3 separate regions of the Mus musculus genome follow, and regions 2 and 3 are each linked to region 1. The links are chromatin loops, found by intact Hi-C in ENCODE. Cell type or tissue: left cerebral cortex. All regions are shown on one strand. Links, peaks and the distances in the headings refer to the core of each region. The heading gives the core; the rest is flanking DNA.

The links. Hi-C counts contacts between places; a loop is a spot of excess contacts. Peaks named below come from ENCODE experiments on the same cell type or tissue, not always from the same donor. Only the 100,000 strongest peaks of a DNase experiment are listed, where the experiment ranks them.
Region 2: a loop joins it to region 1, with 2.4 times the contacts of the local background. A loop is called at or near these places in 2 of 42 quality-filtered maps.
Region 3: a loop joins it to region 1, with 2.6 times the contacts of the local background. A loop is called at or near these places in 2 of 42 quality-filtered maps.

The regions. Positions count from the first base shown.
Region 1 is chr1:65,637,841-65,643,595 of GRCm38, forward strand. No RefSeq gene overlaps it. Among named protein-coding and RNA genes, the nearest start is that of Crygf, 290 kb to the right of the region's middle. In left cerebral cortex, for the core only: a CTCF peak has its summit at 2,585 (motif pointing right); no DNase peak of the experiment used is centred there.
Region 2 is chr1:65,541,618-65,547,372 of GRCm38, forward strand. No RefSeq gene overlaps it. Among named protein-coding and RNA genes, the nearest start is that of Pth2r, 230 kb to the left of the region's middle. In left cerebral cortex, for the core only: no CTCF peak of the experiment used is centred there; DNase peaks (open chromatin) are centred at 2,753 and 3,927.
Region 3 is chr1:65,530,983-65,536,737 of GRCm38, forward strand. No RefSeq gene overlaps it. Among named protein-coding and RNA genes, the nearest start is that of Pth2r, 220 kb to the left of the region's middle. In left cerebral cortex, for the core only: no CTCF peak of the experiment used is centred there; DNase peaks (open chromatin) are centred at 3,215 and 3,890.

The DNA of each region.
Region 1 (5,755 bases), core at 1,063-3,562:
GTTACGTGTGAGACTTACTCCTCCACTCCTGTAACTCACTGTCTGTGGTGGGCACTTGTATTTCTTCTTCCTGCTTTATTTTCCCTTTCCACTAAAATATCCTTGAAGCTCTACTTTTACCTTGAGATATGTTTTTATTACAAGACTTAGATATTATGTCTACACATTTAAAAAGTTACATGGTTTTAAAATGCTCAAAAATCTGTTTTTTTTCAAAAAATAAAATGATAAATTGTATTGTAAATTAATGAAAAGATAGTCTTGTTTTCAGGTTTGTATATGTCAAAATTTTACAGAAAAATCATTCATGTTTCTTTCTACTTCTCTATCGGTGTATCTACACTCTCATCTGTACCTACCTGGCTATATAATATTTATCTCTAATTATCTATTGGAAAACAATTCCAGCAGCATTCTATTGCCAGCTCTTATCAGATGGTGAGGAATTGCATTTTTTCTTTTGCAGTTACCTATTGAATGACACAACTGTTTATAATTTGGCATGGGTCAGATCGTTCTGGTTCTGCGGTCTTTAAAGTTCTGAGTCTTGAGGTGACCTTAAAAAAGAAAATCTATAAATAGAAAATTAAATAAATTCACAATAACAACACAGACTTATTCTTGAACATTTCTTTCACAGTCTGGGAATAATTTTATGTATTTTGAAACCAGTGATGGCAGAGACAACATGTTAGATATTGTAGGCAATATAATTTTATATATATATGTGTGTGTGTGTTTGCATATACATATGTATACACATATATGTTGTAGGTCATATAATTCCAAATATATATTACATAATATAATTGTTGAGATGTATTATATACTATAATATAAATTTATATATCATTGTGATAATCATCACAAACAGTTTTTATGTGGGTTATGCCTTAAATATATGTCTCCTATTTATTGTATTTTTGAGGCTCATGATATTTGAAGATGATAGATAATACCTTTTTCATGTCAGGATTACAGAATGATAGATATTAAAAAATACTTCTTGGATGGTGCATATATCCTGGATTAGAAGCATTCCATGTATCATAAATAGTTGCTTCTTTACTTACTGCCTATAAAATGACTTGTTATATAAAATAAGACAGATTTTCCCCAAAGTTTTAGAATACTGTGATGTTCTTTGTTCTGTAGTGAAAGCCAGAATTTTGTTCAGAAGAAATAAATAGATGTTACTTAAAGAGAGCTTTGTCACGATAAGGTACTCTTTTAACAAGAATCACTCATCTGGTAATGACTTTCTAAATAAAACTAAGAAATGTCTGCACCTTGAAAATGAAATTTGTTCCATAAAAGATATGAATGAGCCCTGTTAGAGTTATGTGTCATTCTTGGCTGCTCTAACCCTCTGCTTCCCCTCTCCAGGAGGCAGGAAATTTCATCTTTTAGAAAGTATGGAAGGAAAAAAGTGCTGCTATCAACATGGCATTGTTCATTACACTGAATGCTGAGAAATCAAAGTTATTGTAGACTTTAGTAGTTCTATTTTCCTTTCTTAGGTACAGCTTTTCAACTCCTCTTAAGAAAATATCTTTCCTTATGGTAATTTTATAAGTGACCAGAATATCTTTAAATGAACTTTATTGAGGTATGGTTACCATAGAAGAAACTTTCCCACTTAAAAAATATATTTGAATGATATTTGACAAAATTGTACACTGAGGTAATTACCAGCATAATACAGATGCCAGGTATTTCTATCACTAAAATCAATTCCCTTATGTGCCATCCCTAGTATTTATAATAAAGTTATTATAGATGTTCTTGTACAGATTTTTGTTAAATATAAGCTATATTTTGGTTTGACACAAATCAAGCAATGGGCTTAATAGGTGAAATGTAAATGCATTATTAAATGTTTAAGAACCTATTGAGTCATTCTTTTCAATGATTATATAGTTTTGATGTTCATATATATACATATATATGTATGTATACATATATATATATATGTATTCATCAATGAGGATGAAGTATCAGTTATAATTATACAAATATCAATAGCAAATAATATCTGTTCCTAAATATTATAAAATAATCAAGTTTTGAGGCCGAATGAAGAAATACAGGATTTAGCAGAATGTTTCTAATAAAGCCCACATCAATTATGGTTTAAGTTTTTGTTTCTATGTCTAGAGAGGCATATAAATATGAGCCATAGGGATAGATGGGTTGGATAGCCCTTGCCACACAAACTTAATGATCTGAGTTTGATTCCCAGAACCCATGTGAAAAAGTTGGAGATTGTTGCATGTGACTGTAATCCAAATGGTACGACAGCAAGATGAGAAGCAGAGACGGAATTGCTTGGATGTTCACGGGACAGCTAGCCAGGAGTATCACAGCACAATAGAAACAGCATGAGAAAGCCTACCTCAACCAGTTAAAGGAGAGAACCAACTCTGGAAAGTTATTTTTCTGACCTCCACATGTGTACTATGGCATGGTGGGTAATCTTACTCTAATGCAAATTGATGAGAGTGTTATTGCACAGTTAACTATAACCTCAGAAATGTCCACAGTTAGGTTAAACTTATTTTGTTGACTGTAGGTGGCACCCTATCAGCATACTCCAGCAGTATAACTCCAAGTACCAGAAGATGAATGAAAGATACTGCTAAAAGAATCATGAATACTGTATAACAGAGAGAGTAACATGCCTTATGGAACTCTCCTTAATTCTTTATTCACATTTTCTGCTGGGTGCGTTGTGGCTATTAAGGGTCTCTGCTGCATCTAGTTTGGGGATGTTTAAACTCAGCAAGCAAACATTGCAGCAAATTTGCTGTGCATGCCCCAGAACCCATTGTCACTGTCTTTTTACCCTAAAAATGAATACAAGTATAAATAGCAAAAGACGTGGAACAAAGTATCTCTTCAAATCTGATCTCTGTCGATGCAGGGACTCATTTGGAGTTTTCAGTGTTAATCGAAGACTTGAGTGCTGCCCTTGGTGGCATGCCTTGTTCCTACCGAAGTTCAGAGCTTTGAGTGTTGCTTTTAATTAGTCTGCTATGCCTTTTTCTTCCTCTTTCTTTACAAAGCTTTCGTGATGATCTGTGGCATACTCAACATTTGTCTTTAGTCACACTAGTCTGATTTTCTGTGCCACCAATTGCTTGTACAAAGGTCAACTCTAATCTGCTTTATTTACAAGAAAAAAGACCCAAAGTTTCAAGAATATATTAGTTTTTCCCATCATTTAACTTAATTCATTTATTCAGGCAATCAAATAGAAGAATAAAAGTATTTTAGGCATTGGTAGTATAAGTATGAAATACATGACTCAGAGTTTTAAAGGCATTTATAGATTAGTGAAGACAATGACCCCAAAACAAACAGCCCAAACTATAAGGTGACAAGTCACAGAGGTGTATTTGCTTAACAGGGACCCAATTCTTATTGTTTTCTAATAAGTAATGTACATTCACAAATGAAAAATACTTTGTAATTTAAGGAACTTCATGGACTATTTGACTTTAAAAAGAAAAAAATTTAATTTGGGGAAGGATATTTTTAAAAAAATATATTTGATTTCTAAGAAGCAAACTGTGGACTTTCAAATAAATAATGATATTTGACCTAATGACTGCTATGTTTTAACAAATATTAAAATACTAATTTCAATATCCCCAATAGCAATTTTATGTAAATGCTATGAAATGCTTATGCTATATGTTCTGTAATTTCTCATATTGTGTAAAAGTATGTTATCAATCAGCTAAAATCAAAATGGGATATTATAATATTAAGTGTATAGCCTTGAGTGCAGACATAACAGTCCCCAAATAATATAGGTATGTGGGTAGACAGATATATAGATAGAAATAATCTCCTTTTAAAGTGATTCACACTCTTTAAGAAGAAGAAATGAGTTAACCTGACTATTTTTATATTTAAGTGTGTGTGTGTGTGTGTGTGTGTGTGTGTGTGTGTGTGTGCATGTACATATATGTAGAGACTAGAGTTAAATATCTTCTATTTCTTCTTACTTTTACTGTTTTAGAGACAGGGTTGCTCACTGATTCTAGAGCTCACCAGTTCAGCCATGGCTAGGCAGCAGGACTCAAACACCAGCTTGTCTCTGCTTCCAAGTGCTATAGGCATGAGCAGTCACCCCTGGCTTTTATGTGGATGCTGTGAATTTAAACTCAGGTCCTCATGCTTGCTCTGCAGTGATTTTCTTCACTGTGCCTTCTTCTCAGTCCCCATTTTCAACTCTTAGTATTATCCACAATAGAGCAAAGCCCATGTTTCAGAGAGAGAGAAACTGCATAAAGGTAAGGAGGATGTGTAACCGAGAATCTAATATAAAGTCTTTTAATAACATTCTACTTAAATAGTGATAAAATGTGACTTGAAATCAAAACTTCCTTAAAAAAACTAAACCTTCTTTAATAATTTCAAACTTAGAGTCTTATACCATTATACCATATACAAATCTATGAAATGTTAAGCACCTAGCCAAACTTGTTGTTATTGTTTTATTGCATTTTGTCATGTGTTTTGGCTTTAATGAAAATCACTGGTTATTGACGTCTTCAACCTTCTATATAGGCTTGTTAAACCAGCAGCCTAGGAGGTGGTGGTCTGGTTTGTAAAATCTGTTGCACACGGAATGATGGTTAATGATCACCATTCATATTCTCATTTTGTTACATTCAAGTTTCAGAAGAGAAGGAAGGGGAACAGGATCAGATGCATCAACACCAGCATTTTATAAAGTAAACAAATTTGTCCCTAATTATAATGAATGAAAATAGAATGGATGCAAGACACAAAAGCTAGCTTCTGAGGAATGTTACACAAATGCCCAGTAGATCCTAAGGGTCTCCACAGTAACTAGAAGTTTCAAATATTGATTCATTTACCTAAAGTCCAAGCTGATGTTTGGGTTTTCTGACTTCCTTGTGTCCAGGTAATGAATGCTGTGTTCTCTTCTGCATAAGGATGCTCAGTCTAATATATGGGCATTATGATGATGATGATGATGATGATGATGATGATGATGATGAATGCTTTATTGCTGCATCCTGACATTGTATTATCAGCATAGCTTTATGTTTTTCTTAGTATTATTCCACCAGGGGTGCTATGTCTTTTAAAAGTAATACGAACTCTGCTTTGATCTAGTATACTGCTAGAAATTCTAAATTTCTTTATGCATGCTGGTCATGATAAAATATATTAAGATGCATTAAAAGCAGGCTGATCTGTTGTGTTCAGAATTTTTTTGAAAATGCAGATTCTCTTAGAGTGGTTATAATTTAAATGGCAACATCTGCTGCCAATTCCATGAATTTCTTATAAAATAAAATTAGAGAATTAAATATAAGATTTTCATGAGACGAGGCCTGGGTAATTGGAAATTAAATGTTTATAAAAACTTGTTTAAATCAGTTAGGAATTTTATGTTTTTATAAAAAGTAGTCAATAAAAAAAATCATAACACCTACATTCAATTTGGGGCACCCATGAGAGTGTAGCCACTATTGGGACACTCATTTCCCAAGCCACAAAGGCAATTAAGTGGCTATTAATATAAAAAGGAAACTCCTATGTGAATTATCTCTTTAAATTGATGTTCCACTGTGTGGTAAAACATGCACTTTGGCATTTTCATGTGATCTAGCCCAGTGCCTTATCATATAAATGTTTAATTAGTGTGGCCCTGTTTAATTTATTTTAAGCCTCTGTTGGCTTTTCCTATATCATTTGCTCCTACACCCACCAT
Region 2 (5,755 bases), core at 1,726-4,225, 96 kb before region 1:
GCGGCCCGCACTTTAGCCATGGTAGCGTAGGCTTTTGCTGCAGTGGAGGCGGGACAATCTCCTCAGATTTGGTTTGCCGCTCTAAAAGAAATTATGCTGCGTTATGCCTTGGGGTGCGAGGCTAAGCACTGCACAGAGGATAGCTTGCTGTTGGCATCCTGTGGAAGGCAGGTCTGATTGCATGAAGGTTCAGTGTCCTAGTTCCCTTCCCCCAGGAAAAACGACACGGGAGCTGGCCAAGACCTCTCTGGGTGATGAGCCTAAGGGATGGTTTTGTGTAGGGCCCCTATGCTTGCACACTGGGGATCAGACCTCTACCTTCACCCATGAGGCTTGCTTGCAGCAATTAAGATCTGGCCATAAGTTAATTAACATCCTGGCCTTTTGATGCACCTGCCGCAAGCAAAACACAATCTCCCCAGGTGTGGCTTGGCATAATAGAGAGGTAGTCAGTGATAAGACTCCCTGGGCATGTCACCAACCTAAGACAGGGATCAAACCAATGCTGTTTGTCACCCAAGGACGGGTAAGGGGCATGGCTGCGGGGGGCTATCTACAGACATTCTCTCTGCCAAAAAAGAAAAAAGGGGGAATTGTTAGGAGCAGGTGTGGCGGCAGTCCTAAAGGCGCCAGGGACTGCAGCTAAGTCATATGACTTGCACCTGACTTCCTCATATAAGACACAAACATCTTGAGTGCTGCGCAGGTGTACCAGGATACAGGTGAATCCAATTTGGTGGAGATTTGCCCCTGCTGCCCTGATTAGCTGAAGCTGCGTGCCTGGTGAGGTGGCGTGGCCTGCTGTGCGTGGATGGGAACTGAGAGTATATAAGAGTGAGAGGCCCGGGTTAGAGGAGGATTATTATTCGAGAGAGGATTGTTATTATTGGGAGATATAAACGAGGGAGAGATACAAACAGGGGAGATATAAACAAGGGAGATATAAACAAGAAGAAATAGGACTGAATAAACGTGTGCAGAAGGATCCTGCTGTGGCGTCCTGCTTCCTGGCCAGTTGGGCGCGCTCGACAATTGCAGAAAGATAAAGGGAAGCCAAGGGGGAATACTATAGTCAGTTTTGATAGAAATATGGTCTTGGTGAAGCTCCTGAGTCCTCATGAATGACTGTGACTTTGGTGACAGCTCCCAAACCTACCAGATAGTCCATTTGGATTCAGTACAATGAGTAATTTTATCTTCCTTTGAGTCTGGGCTTTTACTTTCTTTTGACAAATAGGACTTCTCATTTTCCCTGCAGTATTCTCAAGAACAAATCTTAATCTGCAGTTTAGTCCATGTGAGCCTTAGAGTCACACTACGGACCCCAAATTTCACCTTCCATAGGCCCTGTTGTCTTGGTTTCTGAATCCCACTAATTATTGTTTATCTGCCAGCTTAGTGCACTTGTAGTCTAGGCAGAATTCACAAGCACTCTTAAGCAGCTCATCACTCTGGGTATCAGACAATATTCTCATTTTGTACTCAACTTACCATTTATTCCTACTGATTCCCTATAAGTTTTCAGACTGAAGTCCAAGTTCCTGACCATTGCTTAGGAAACAGTGAGCTGCCGTCTATGCCTCCCAGCTTCCTTCCTCACTGTGGCCAGCTTACCACAGTCATCCTGATTTAATATACTTTTCTACCATCCCACTTGCTCATGCTAGCTATTTTCCCTATATTCACTTCCTTTACCCAGCCTGATTCTGCTTCACTTCCATCATCTGTAGCATGTATATCAATGTAATTCTTAATAGTCTGTGCTCTTAATTAGTAACTGTTACATGTGTAGCAATGTGATTCATGTACAGTCTGTGTTCTTAAAGACTAAACTATCTGAAAGCAAAAGACATGCTTTTTCCATTGTAGTTCCTGGGCTAATAAGAAAAATGATATTTGGTTTTTAGTAAATATTTTAAAGCAAATAGAACGTACTGGGTGAGAGGTTGGGCCTTTGACATACACACCAAACAAGATGCTCAAGGATTCACAACAGATGAGACAGCCATAAACAAATATACTTACTTTTAAGTTTTTATTAGTTCTTTGAGAACTTCCTACAGTGTATTATCATCAGTCACTCTCCATCTCCCTACTCCTCCTAGGTCTTTCCCAATTTTTCAACCTACCCTGCTGATAAGAAGTAAGTAAGATAGTTATACACCCACATTCAGGGCAGAATTATTCACAATAGACAAAAAGTAGAATCAATTCAAGAATATACTTGTGGAGGAGCAGATAAGCACAATGTAGCACAATGTAGCATATACATACATTTAGAAACGTCCTCAGCTATAAAAAGGACAAGGGCTTTGACAGTTGTAAAAAAATGAACAGTCCTTGAAGGCATAATGCTCAGCCTAATATGATAGTCATAAACAAAAATTTTATACTTTCCACTACTATGAATTGCTTATAGTAGTCTATTCATTGAGATAGAAAGCACAATGGTGACAGACAACAGTCATGAGGAACTGGGTCCTATAATGATGTAAGGCTTCTGGATATTGGCTCCCCAGCAGGGTAGATGTGCTGAATTAATCTTTTAGGGTATTCAAGATTTTGAATTTCATGTTTTATAAATTTGACTACAGCTTAAATAAGAAGTTAATGAGAACAACCCTAGGATTAGAAAAGGAAAGACACGGTTGCCTCATGCAACTCACGGTATCACGAGGAGTCTGGAAGGCACACAACGGAAACACAGTTCTACATTTGTGGCTTGATGGACAATAGAACAAACTACCCAGGAAATGAATGCATGAATGGAAAGGCAGCTTCATCTTATTGAATGAACTTGCTGTGAGCTAGTGTAAATGACAGCTGTGCTTTTGGAAATAATGAGCTTGGCTCCTAGATCTCTAAAATTATGTTCTCTGGTGGATTTCCAGCAGAGATAAATGACAAGATTTAAAGCTTTCCTCTTACAAATTAATTTGAATTACTATGACATAATAAAGATCTCCGGGTAGTTCTTTATTATATGAATGGAAGTTCCTGCTGAATAGGCAGCTCTCAGCACCAAAGAGACAAATTCAAAGGTGCTGACATATCTAATTGAGCACCTGCATGGAGGATATGAAAGGATGATTAGTAATGTGTATCAGGGACTTCCTTAAAGATGGGTCTTCCAAATGCAAACCAGCATTAGTGTTCAAATATGAAGATTATATATCAGATTAGTACAAATACTCCAGATCCACAGCTGGGACCTTTCTCTAATTCATCTCTGAATTTGACCTCCTTATTATGTTTGTGATATATGTATATGTATATATATATATGTATATATATATATTGACTTGATTCTATAGTTTATTGTCTAATAGAATGGGTAAAATTAATTTTTTATCACATCATGGAGAGTTGCTTTGCCACAATATGTTTTTGTTAACATTGAGCAAAATGTTTAAGTGGTAGTTGGTATCACACAGTTCAGCTGTGGACCTGATGAAGTCGTTCTGCTTAGGATCTTACAAGACTGAAATCAGCATGCCAGCAAACATGATACAGTTTTGTTTTGAGGACCCAAGAAGGATTCATTTGTAAGCTGGTTCGGGTTGTCAGAATTTTGTTTCAGAATGAGGTTATTTTTTAAAAAAAAAAGAATTATTTATTTATTTTATGCATATGAGTACACTGTATCTGTCTTCAGACACACCAGATCCCATTACAGATGGTTGTGAGCCCACCATGTAGTTGCTGGGAATTGAAATCAGGACCTCTGGAAGAGCAGTCAGTGCTCTTAACTGCTGAGCCATCTCTCCAGCCCAGGTTCTTGTTTGTTGAGTGACTGTTAGGGTTGCCAACTTCTCCTAGGGACCATTCTTGGGTCGTGTTCACATGATTCCACCCCATCTTTAATGCAGTGAAGATGCAGCACTTCCCAAACTGAAGGACATGCAGTGTCTAACCTACTTTCTTCTTCCCATCCCTCCCCAGCTTGCTGGTTTTTTCCTGCTCACCTCGGAGAATGCTAAGTGCAGAAATAGAAACAACTGGAGAGCCACCAATGGAATCTAATACAATTTTGTGGTATACCCTGCTCCAGCACCAGCTCCTCTCTGTGAGGTGCATTTTTTTTTGTCCTGAAAGACCTCATTTTCCCCTCTGCTGAGCACAGTCTTTCTCTCTGTGCTTATATCCTGATCCCTAAAAGGGAGATTTCCATTTCATTCCAATACTCATCCATGTTGCAACACACTGACTAGTCACTGTGTCAGTACCCAAAAGACAAAATAATCAAGAATTTTGTTTTTCAGAATAGGCCAGGTGTCTGTTCTGTTGTTCGCTGTCCGCTCCCCAGGGGAACCCTTCAGGCTTGTTTCTTTCCTTTTCTACCCCTGATTAGCCCATCATGTTCCTGGCAAAAAGTAACAGGGCTAGGATAAGTGAAATTTTATAAGCAGGTGCTACACTCTGAGGTTTTTGTACTATACGAATGTTTCTTGGGATGTGAAATAATTTACTGATGAATATGAAATAGAAATGCCTTTCATGAAATCCTATCATTATGATCTTAAGCATTATCAGGTTACAGGAACCAAGAATTTCTGCTCTAGGTGATTTATTTTCTTATTCTGTCAGTCAGAATGGTTGCTCAAGCAAACACACTCCAGTATAACAGTTTTTAGATTTTAAACCATCCCACTAAGCTAATATATTTAACTATCACTATCAAGCTCAGTAATTTCAAATAAAGAAAAGGAAGTAATGTTATATTTATTGATAGTTATTCTGTGCTAAACTTACACAGATTGAATGCAATAGTGATCAACTCCTAATTACCAATCATGCAGGTGTGTCATAGTAATGGAAGAAAAAGTACTTACCCTTGGAGTTATTTAACCAAAAACGAGACAGATTTGAATTCTCTGCTTCACGCCCTCTTGTGTCTTCCATCCTCTGTCTGTCTGTCTGTCTGTCTGTCTGTCTGTTGTGTGAGTCTGAGTCTGTTCCTGCTTAATAAATGTTGTCTTGTAAATTTGTCTATCCCTGTGTGTGATTGTGTCTTTAGTGTGTGTTTGTGTGTGTGTATTTTGTAACTTCACGTGTCTGTCACTCACAAAGTGCTTCATCCAAAAGGAATAGGGTATATTTTACAGAAATCTTTAAGAGAGTTTTATAAAAGTTTAAGTCACTGGCTACAACTTATCCCAGCTGACTCAGACAGCAACCAATATTTTTAATTTTTTTATGGTATATTTTGAAAGGTTTCTTTCAACCTCAGTATTTGTTGCTTTTAGCACATGATTTACATGATCTGGATTAGGGCATGTGAGAGGACATAACTTAAAAGTACAGCTATGGTTCAATTTAGGTTGTAAAAGTTAATTGCCAGGGAAACCCAAAGTTAGTTGTTCCTTTATTCTCCTAAAGGTAGGTTAAACAAACAGTCTGAGTAGACAGTAGGATGCAGCCTTAGGTGACCCAAAGGTGTATTATTAATAAACTCTGGCTGTGAGGTCCTACACAAGTTTCAATCTCTTTGAATGTAAGATATTTTCAGAATATTTTATCACTACTTTGGTGATTTAAAAAGGTGTGGCCCCCATAGAATGCCTGGCCCACAGGAAATGGAAGTGTAGCCTTGTTGGAGGAAATGTGTCACTGTGGAGGCAGGCTATGAGGTCTTAAATGCTCAAGCTACACCCAATGTGAAACACATCCATTCTCCTCCTTGCTGCCTGTAGATCAAGATGTAGAATTCTCAGCTCCTTCCCTAGCACCATGCTTTTCTGAATGCTGCTGTGTT
Region 3 (5,755 bases), core at 1,993-4,492, 110 kb before region 1:
CAGGGAAAAAATTCCTGAACAGAACAGCAATGGCTTGTGCTGTAAGATCGAGGATTGACAAATGGGACCTCATGAAACTACAAAGCTTCTGCAAGGCAAAAGACACTGTCAATAAGACAAAGAGACCACCAACAGATTGGGAAAGGATCTTTACCTATCTTAAATCAGATAGGGGACTAATATCCAATATATATAAAGAACTCAAGAGGGTGGACTCCAGAAAATCAAATAACCCCCTTAAAAGATGGGGCTCAGAGCTGAACAAAGAATTCTCACCTGAGGAATACAGAAAGGCTGAGAAACACCTGAAAAAATGTTCAACATCCTTAATCATCAGAGAAATGCAAATCAAAACAACCCTGAGATTCCATCTCACACCAGTCAGAATGGCTAAGATAAAAAATTCATTTGACAGGAGATGCTCGCGTGGATGTGGAGAAAGAGGAACACTCCTCCACTGTTGGTGGGATTGCAAGCTTGTACAACCACTCTGGAAATCAGTCTGGCGGTTCCTCAGAAAATTGGACATCACTAGAAAGAGAGGCCCATTGGTCAGGCAAACTTTATATGCTCCAGTACAGGGGAATGCCAGGGCCAAAAAATGGGAATGGGTGGGTAGGGGAGTGGGGGGGGGGGAGGGGGTGGGGGACTTTTGGGATAGCATTGGAAATGTAATTGAAGAAAATACGTAATAAAAAAAAGTCTACTTCTTTGGGAGTTAGATTTATTATTTATACTGTACAACTTTTTCAATTTCATTTAGTTTAGTTAACTTCTCATCTTAAAATTTGCTCATAGCATTACTTATTTAAATTATAAACAAGTGAAGGATCTGTAATGATTTCTGAAATAAGTAAAAAAAAATGCATTTATTTACATTGTGAAGAAAGCCAGAATGATTTTCAAAATATTGACACATCATGGATCTTTGGGGAAAAATAACTTTAGTCAGGAATGTCAAAGAGTGTCAAATGTTTGAATATAAACCCACTTAAAAGTCAAACATGATATTTTTAGACATACTTTTAGACATATTTTTAGACAGTTTTAGATAAAAATCTCATGCTGGGATTATGCTTATATCTTGTTTGTGCATGCTAGCCAACATCTATTACTGAGTTACATCTTTGTCCCAACATGTGCTTTTTTTTTGACAAAAATTTAAATTATGTAATAGGACTGTTTGATTTGTCGTAATTCGAAAGTTTAAAATACTGCATATAGTAATTTTCACTGGCTCTGAATAAAATGTCTCATTAGTATGTAAATGTTTTCCCCACAAAAGAGATATGTGGTTGTTTCCTCTTTTCTTAGATAGCATGAATGTAATCAGGGGCTTTTCCACCCTCACTTGAGTTCATGAATAACAACTCAGTGGCTTATTATTTATTAAAAAATGTCTGGGCCATAAGGTAGGCTTGTTCTCCAACTCACTTGTGACTTAGGTTAACTTATTAATACTGCTCTATGTTTGGCCCATGGCTAGTTATCATTTTACAGTTTCATTCATCAGATTTCCTCTGTTTCTGGGATGGGAATCTTTTTCCATGCTTATCTCCCAGAGTATTTTTCTCTCTCTGATATATGTATGTCCTATTATCTAATCCTGCCTGCCTCAGCTTATTGGTCATCAGTTTTTTATTACAGGAAATGCTTCCACACAGTGCACAAGAGATTATCCCTACACATGAATGTATATGTAAATTCCTCTTTAGCTGCCAAATGTTACTGTGGAAGGACATCCTCAAGGATATCATATATTTGATAACACACCAAATTATAGAATTTCCAAGGAACATATCATATAATTAGAAGTCAATGTTATAAAAGGTATGTAGCCATATGCTTTAAACTTTGACTTTATTTTGTTTATTCCCATCTATAATATAAGAAAGAAGGAAAAATATATAAGAAATGAAGCTATAAATATCATAAATATGTGCTAGAAAATTACATCAAAGCCTGACATCACATATCCATACATATGCATGGAAGTCATGAGACTGATTTATGATTTTTCTCTTTAATTATTGACAATCATTAGGGAATTGTTTTACCCTCTGTTTCTGAACTGGCTTAAAAGGCTGTAGATAAATTTCAGAGTTATTGAAATGAATTCACTGGTTCAGTTTTTTTAGTTTAATAGTAAAATTTGTTGAAATTTAACAATTACTCATGTTTACATACCTCTTAGAGATTGTCCAGTGTGATCAATGCCATTATACTGGTTGTTTTGATTCCTTGTCTCTTGTGCATTTAAATTGTAAGTTAATTAAATATATAATTAAAAAATATTGTAGATTTCTGAAGTTTCTCATTTAAGAAACAACTGTGCTAGAGGATAGGTGTTCAACTGGCCCGGGAGCGCTTTGCCTGAGCATTGGCAGCAGACATCTTGGTTCTGGGACTCCACCGAGAGTATTCTGCACAGGTGAGAGTGTGGACTACAGAAGCTAACAGCTTCTGGGACAGGCCGAAGCAACACAGCTTCAGGGACAGGTCCTGTTTTGGGCCTTCATCTTTGGCCAGGAGGGAGTTCCGAACGCCAGATATCTGTGCACCTTCCCTGTAAGAGGAGAGCTTGCCTGCAGAGAGTGCTCTGACCACTGAAACTCAGAGGAGAGAGCTAGTCTCCCAGGTCTGCTGATAGAGGCTAACAGAATCACCTGAGAAACAAGCTCTAACCAGAGACAACTAAATCAACTAACTCCAGAGATTACCAGATGGGGAAAAGTAAACGTAAGAATCTTACTAAAAGAAAACAAGACCACTCACCATCATCAGAACCCAGCACTCCAACCTCCCTCAGTCCAGGTCACCCAAACACACCACTAAACTCATGAAACTCAAGAGGAACAAAGACCAAAGTGTGGACACTTTGCCCCTTCTTAGAATTGGGAAAAAAACACCCATGGAAGGAGTTACAGAGACAAAGTTTGGAGCTGAGATGAAAGGATAGACCATCTAGAGACTGCCATATCTGGGGATCCATCCCATAATCAGCTTCCAAATGCTGACACCATTGCATACACTAGCAAGATTTTGCTAAAAGGACCCAGTTATGGCTGTCTCTTGTGATACTATGCCGGGGCCTGGCAAACACAGAAGTGGATGCTCACAGTCATCTATTGGGTGGATCACAGTGCCCCCACTGGAGGAGCTAGAGAAAGTATCCAAGGAGCTGAAGGGATCTGCAATCCTATAGGTGGAACAACAATACGAACTTACCAATACCCCCCCTCCCTGGAGCTCGTGTCTCTAGCTGCATATGAGTCAGAAGATGGCCTAGTTGGCCATCAGTGGAAAGAGAGGCCCATACGTCATGCAAACTTTATATGCCTCAGTACAGGGGAACACCAGGGCCAAGAAGTGGGAGTGGGTGGGTAGGGGAGTGGGTGGGGGAGCGTGTGGGGGACTTTTGGGATAGCATTTGAAATGGAAATGAAATAAATATCCAATTTAAAAAAAACGGAAAAAAAGAAACAACTGTGTTTTTCTGAGGATCACAGTTTTAATTGAATGTTAGTAGAAAATAGTATTGAAATAAGTCAGACCTCAGTTGGAATCATGTTCCATCTCTGACTCTGTGTCTTGGAAAAATCTTTTAGTCTTTGAAGCACTGACTTCTCCTAACAATAGCAAATTAACTGTTTTAGTTTTTGCTTAAATATAAAATTATATGAGCTTCTATTCTATCATGAGTAGACACAGCATGAACCTTTGAACAACTTGCTTTTAGATGATGTTATTTAATATCACAGTTATAAAGTTTGCATAGCAAGCACTGTTAATGATAGTCTGTTTAGCTTGCAGATAGGAGCCTACCATGGTTGTTTTCGGAAAGGCTCCACCCTGCAGCTGACTCAGACAGATGTAGACACCCACAGCCAAACAGTAGATGGAGCTTGGAGACTCTTATGGAAGATTAGGAGGAAGGATTACAGGCCCTGGAGAGGATAGGAACTCTACCAGAAGACCAATAGAGACAACTCACCTGAACCTTTGGGATTCTCATAGACTGAAATACTAACCAAAGAATATACAAGGGCTGGACCTAGGCCTCCCTGCACATATGTAGCAGATATGCAGCTTGATCTTCATGGGGGTCCTGAACAACTGGAACAGGGGCTATCTGAAAAGCTGTTGCCTGTATATGGGGTATGTTCTTCTAGCTGGGCTACCCTGTCTAGCCTCACCTAGCTTGTAGAGACTTGATGTGCCAGGCTAGGGGGGGATACCCAGGGGAGGGGGCACTCAGAGGAGAAAGGGGTTGGGGAATGTGGGAAGGATTGTGGGAGGGGATGACCAGGAGGGGAGTAGTGAGTGGAATGTTAAGTGAATAAATAAAACATAAATAAATAAATAAATAAATAAATAAATAGATATTAATGCATTGCTTATATGATAACTTTCTGTAAAATACTTCACTTGAATTATGGGATATAAGTGGTTAAGCACATTTACTTGAAAATGTAAACTCATATATATTGTAGTATATACTCCAGTCTGATATTAGGATCTGAAACACCTTAATTATCAGCTCTTACTCCAATTATGTTTTCATACATTCTTAAAAACAGTTACCAAACCTAGTGGATTCACCAGCCAGTACAAGGAATGTTAGAAATACCATAGGCAAATGAATGCAATTCAAGATATATAATTGGCTGTAGCAGTCCAGCAGCCGTGGATGAGCTGGGTTACCTGAAAGGGGGGCTGGAAATGAAAAAGGACGGGATGGGAGAGAAGAATGAAGTCAAGACAAAGGTTCTCTGACTAAGGTTCAAAGTTTAATAGTCCGCGCTGTGTTTATATAGATATGGGGAGCCCACAGACCCATCCTTTGTTCCAGCTGGATTGACTTGCTTTCTGTCAGCTGGGATTATGTTACAAAGCAAGCTCAGCAGGCAGTCTGCTCCTGAAGGAAATTGACTCCACCTGGGTCCTTAAGGTCCAACTTGGCAAACACTTAAGGTCTATTTAGTCTGCTCAAGGCTGGGGGAAGGGCACAATTGGCTAAAACAATTGTATAGACAGCATAGCATTCTATTGTCCAGGGGCAGAGTTAGTTCAAACTCATTGTCTGCTATCTGTGTGCAGTACTACAGTCTAGGGATTCATTTCGTGTTGTATAATCTGTTTGGCATTTTGATGTGGAATAACTTGTTAGAATATTATTATACAATGTCTCAGGATGAGGGGCTCCTGCGGTGAGCTTCTGGCCATGAATATATAGGTAAATATATAGGTTTCTTCATGCCTGAAAGAGCAGGTTCCATGTTTCCAGTATACTCTCTAATAGAATGTTTCTTTTGAGTCTCTAATATAAAGAGAATACTGGTTGAAAGATGGAGATCTGAAATAAACTCTGTGCCTTTAAGGGACAAGAGTGGAATTGTAGCTGGTGCTCATCCGAAATGAGAAACCAGTGTAAGGGAACTTGGAGGTGAAGACTGAACAGGACGTTTCCCCTTTCTGTGCCTTTGACTAACTAGGGAGTTTCATTTCCTTTACAGGAAAAAAGCTGACAATAAAAACCTTATTTGGAACTAGACTATTAAAAATTATAAAGGCTGATTGAAATAAGACTATAAATAGGACAAGATCTCTCCAGAAGGACACATCCTACTGAAAGTTCCTATTGTGTGTTTTGAGAGCACTTGGGATTTCTGGCAACCAGTATTTCTTGGATCCAGAGTGCACTCAAAACTCAATATAATCTTAATATCAATGAGTGTGGGGGCAGAAAAAACCC